Linked DNA regions of Homo sapiens: region 2 is linked to region 1. Evidence: read pairs that join two places in POLR2A ChIA-PET (ENCODE). Cell type or tissue: MCF 10A. All regions are shown on one strand.

The links. Peaks named below come from ENCODE experiments on the same cell type or tissue, not always from the same donor. Only the 100,000 strongest peaks of a DNase experiment are listed, where the experiment ranks them.
Region 2: POLR2A ChIA-PET joins it to region 1 with 6 read pairs; 10 of 35 experiments call an interaction of 5 or more read pairs at or near these places.

Annotation. Positions count from the first base shown.
Region 1 is chr5:115,378,297-115,380,796 of GRCh38, forward strand. No RefSeq gene overlaps it. Among named protein-coding and RNA genes, the nearest start is that of CCDC112, 83 kb to the left of the region's middle. In MCF 10A, no CTCF peak of the experiment used is centred here; a DNase peak (open chromatin) is centred at 1,495.
Region 2 is chr5:115,535,516-115,538,015 of GRCh38, forward strand. The region is part of intron 2 of FEM1C (fem-1 homolog C); the gene reads right to left. Among named protein-coding and RNA genes, the nearest start is that of FEM1C, 8.0 kb to the right of the region's middle. In MCF 10A, no CTCF peak of the experiment used is centred here; no DNase peak of the experiment used is centred here.

The DNA of each region.
Region 1 (2,500 bases):
GAATCTATACAAACTATTGAAAATGAAAGTTATATTAAGGGGAAAGGTCTTCCATTTATCATGTATAAAATCTGGGAAGCCAGACTAAAACTAAGCTGAGAATTTGCCCCTGTAGTTTTTGTTTTCATGGCATTAATATTAGCAAGAATGACTGCTTATTACTATTTTAAAGGTACAAATCCATATAATTTATTTATCAGCTCATTTTTCTTCTATGGAAAATTCACCTGTGATAAAATTATTTGGATCCCCTTTTCCTCCATTACATGTGTGGTAGATTGCAAAGATGACTACAGTGTAATAACTCCCTGCATCTGTGCCCCTAGTAATGTGACCCTGCAACTCTTTCCATCAAGCGGTAGGCTGGCCCTGAATCTGGGCTGGCTTTGTGACTTGACCAATAGAATGTGGTGGAAATAATATTGTGCTAGTTCCAAGGTAAGACTTGTGGAGGTCTTGAACACTTCTGCTCTCTCTCTAGTGTCCCAGCCAGCCCCAGTGTGGAAAAGCCTGGGCTAGCCTGCTGGAAGGTGAGGAGACCACATGAAGAAACAACAAGTTGACCAAGAGGCCACCCTATGGGTCCCAGTCAACCCGGCAGACCCATAATTGAGCCTAGTCAAGACCAGAACTGCCCAGTTAGGCTCAGTCGAAATTGCTGATCTGCAAAATTGCTAGCTACATAAATAGTGGATGTTTTAAGCCACAAGTTTTAGGGTAGTTTATCTTGCAGCACAAACTATCTGATAGAGTAGCTAGTGGTTATTTCCAAGACTGATTCTGGAAGAATGAATATTTGAGCAAATTGGTTCACTTCCAAAAACTAAGAATTGATATTGTTTTCCACTCCCATCTTCCATTTTCCAATTTCCAAGGCAGGGATCTGAGTAGATATTGAGTAGATGGATATGGAGTAGATATTGATACTGAGTAGATGGGAAGAAATCCAGAAAAATTCCACATAGGTACAGTTAAAATTTCACTTTAAAAATGGCTCAAGAAAAGACTGTATAGTCTAAGAGGTGGACTTCCAGGCAAACATATAGAATGAGATGTGTGATCAAGTTGGGAGTTTGTGAACCATGATCTTGAAAGTCCCTGTATTGTCCACTGTTTAATGTTATGCTGTTTTATGGGCACAAAAGTGGGGAATTGCAGTTGACTTCCTTAGAGAACCCTTAGGAATCCAGCACTCTCTTCCTGCCTGCTATAAATTACAGCTAGTGAAGAAAGAAAGAATATGTCTATTTTTCCAGTAACAGAATAAATAATATTATGAATTAAAAAAATTATTTCAGGTAGAGCATGACTAGTTTTTCTTATACCTTGTGCTAAAAGATTGCTGGCACTGTTGCCATTTCCTAGAAAAAAAGTCACTCTGGTCTCTGGCCCAGGTCCTGACATAAACCTAGTTCCTTTTCTTCTGCTGTGATCAGTCCAGATAAATTTGCACAGAGCAGCTGTTTCTACCTGCTGCTTTCATGCTGACGAGGTATGCATTCCTCTGATCTAGTGCCTGTGGCGGTTTGATTAGTCATAATTAGACCTCAGAAATCAGACTCTTTTCATCTCAATCTCCAAAGCAAAATTTTCTATAAATTCAACATCAGTTTATGTAGGACCTTAAAGTTAAAACAACAACAACAACAAAAAACTCCAAAGAAATCTTTTGACTTCCTGATACCTTTTACTTCTCTAATCTAAATGCTTAGGAAGCATCAGGATTAATTAGGCTAGTTCCTGCTACTCAGCAGCCGGAAGAAGCCGAAAGAGGTGGAGTTTTGACCTGCCTCTGAACCTTCTACATGGGCAGCTGGCCCTGGGCAGGTGTACATAATTAACAGGTGTGAGCTGGCAGGGTACTCGGAAGGTCCTGTTAGCAGTTCCCATGCAATCTTCTGAAAGTAGGGTCTTGAGCTGTCAATGATTTTCTTATATTTGCATGAGTCAATGCACATGATCACACGTCATTTGCCATGCCAGAGTTGTCTCTCAGAGAGTTCACGATATGGACGGTGGTGGCCTAACATTCACCAGCATCTAGACTGCTACCAAGAACTGAAACATATCATTTCTCTTCTTAATAAACTCCCTTTAGGTATTTTCTAGTCCACCCGGCTCAAGCAAGTTCACACATCGACAAATATAGGGCTGTTGGTGGAGTGGGTAGGGGCTGGCTGGGGTGGAGGTACAGCATGGTAGCATACTCCCATGACATATTTGCACTCCCCTCGAACTTTGTGTAGAGATGAACATCTGATCAAAATGAATACAAAATCTATCTAATGATCCTGTAGAAACCACGCCTATTAATTAATCCACTGTTGACAATGTCAGGTGACACGTTATAACAACGCCATTGTGTTTCTGAGCTTTATTTGTTATATACCTTAAAATAAGACAGTTTCTACAATTATAACTTTAAACAGGTGTTCAATATTTTGAAGCTAATAAAGTATGGACAAGTGCTTATAAGGACCTTTTACATTTCTGGAGGTTT
Region 2 (2,500 bases), 160 kb after region 1:
ATTGGAGAAATATAAATCAAAATCACAATGAGATATCACTACACACTTCCTAAAATGGCTATATTAAAAAAGAAGAAGAAGAAGAACAAGTGTTGGAGAGGGTGTGGAGAAACTGGAACTCTTCTTACATTGCTGACAGGAATGTAAACTGGTACAACTGCTTTGAAAAACAGTTTAACGGTTCCTGTTAAAAGAGTTACCATACAACCCAATAATGCCACTCCTAGGTATGTGCCTGAGAGAAATGAAAACATATATCCACAGAAGAATTTATCCATGAATAGCTAAAAAGTATAAACAACCCAAATGCCCATCAACTGCTGAATGAATAAAAGTGATATATCTATTTCAATGGAATATTATTCTGCAATAAAAAGAAAAGCACTCATACATGCTACAAAATGGATGAACCTTGAAAACATTACACTAAGTAACAAGACAACTCACAAAAGACTACATATTATGTGATTCCATTTAAATTAAATGTCCAGAACAGGCAAACTTAAGACAGAAAAGAGATTACTGGTTGCCTAAGACTAGTGCAGTTTCAGGGGAATGAGGAGGGATAGGAGGGAGTGACTCTTAATGGATATGAGATTTTTTCCGGGGGTGATGAAAAGCTGATAGTTGTGATGGTTGTATAACCCCGTGAACATACTGAAAAGCCATTGAATTGTATACACTTTAAGTGGTTTTGTGAATTTTATCTCAATAAGGCTGTTTTAAAAATCCAATTAAAATAAAAATATTATATTTTTGGTGAAAGTATAAGTGTTGACTGATAGAAGCAGCAATTAGAGGGTCTTTTATTATAATACATTTATTTGGAAAGACACAAAAACAGTCCTCATCTCTCTTTCTTCAGCCTACTATGCTTGGCACCAACCCATTCCTTCCTCAACTTTGTAGCTGGGGTTGGGCTGAGTACAGAGGTGGTCCACTTGTAAGATGAGGATAGGGTGTGTGGTTCAATTGCACAATAATGCTGATTCCAAGTATTTTATTCCCTGAATAACTAACAGGTGTAGGTTGATGGAGGAGGTAAGAAGGGATAAAGGGAAAAAAACAACTTAGGGTATCAAAGGAGCACTAGAAGAAGGATTCTCTGCTTAGAATGTTTCCCTTCCCCATGTGTAGTCTATCATGAGAGATACTCAAGAACAGAAGTTCAAAAAAAAGGAAATTAAAAAAAAGAAGATAAATTGTGCCAAGACTACTTACTATGTGCCCTCCCTTCATTAATTCTTTGTATAAGGCACTGAGCAAAGAACAAACAGAAATTTAACAATAAAGGTCCTTGAGCTTACAACAAAGTTAAACGCTAAAAAATATCTGCATCCAAAGAGGTAAGATGCATTCTTATAACCTGAGGGAGATGAAGAATTGCATTTGAAATGAGTCTCGATGTTAAGTAGAATTTTCAAGGCTAAGAGCACTGGAGCTAAGGGATGAGGACTAAAAGCAACTAATTATGTGTAAAAAACTCATCTAATGACAGAAAACTTCAACATTATAATTCCCTGTCCTCTAGTTCACAGACTCCCTGTTCAATCACAGCTCTTCCCAAAGGGAGGAAAAAAAGAAGGAAGACATGTTCTGATCAGATTTGCATCCAACTGACTTTTTCATCTGGGTCTCTCCCTATCTCTTCCACTTCTATCTTCCATCACATACATTCCTGCTGCCTCAACAGCATAAATCTATGTAATGCCCTGGGTTTCCTGAATTTTATTTCAAACAAACATATTTTATCAACCAATCAATGAAAATCTGATAAAAAATGAACCAGTGAAGGAACTACATTGTACCCGAAGGCCAGTAAGTGAAACGTAACTTCTATCTTAAGCTCATGTTACTGCCACGAACAATATGAACAGCAGTAGTGCTCAGGATCTACTCATTCTCACCAAACTGCTCAATTCTGTGAGGATTCACAGTTCAAAATCCAATCTCCAGGGACAAAGGACCACATGGATATTTCCCTACTGGACTCAATTTGCACACCATCTACAGCTTAGTTTATCCAACTAAGATACTAATTCTTCCCAAGGACACAGAAAAGTGTGCCAGGGGATACAAGAGGGAAAAGAATGAACACAGAGCAACTTACAGGAGTAACTTCATAATTTGGGATTAAAGTGTTAATGACTTCAACTAGTAAGTTATTTAAACATTACTCAATCAAAATAAATATAGATATATTAGAATAAGTCCCTCCCTTCCCCCTTTTATTTTTCTCTGTAAGTAGGTGTGCTGAGGTAACCAACAGCTGAGAAGAGTTTTCAAAGTCAAGAAGGAAAAGAGAACTTCAGCTTTCAACACTCAGATAGTACTAAAGTATACTAAAATAACCTAGAATGACATCAATCATTATCTTAGTCTATCTGAATACCAACAGTTTTTAGTTTACAAGAGAGATTTTCTCATTTGAGATTCTTGTGCATTTACAGTGGGGAATTAAATAAGATTTTTCTTTAGCATTTCCTTGACTAAAATACAT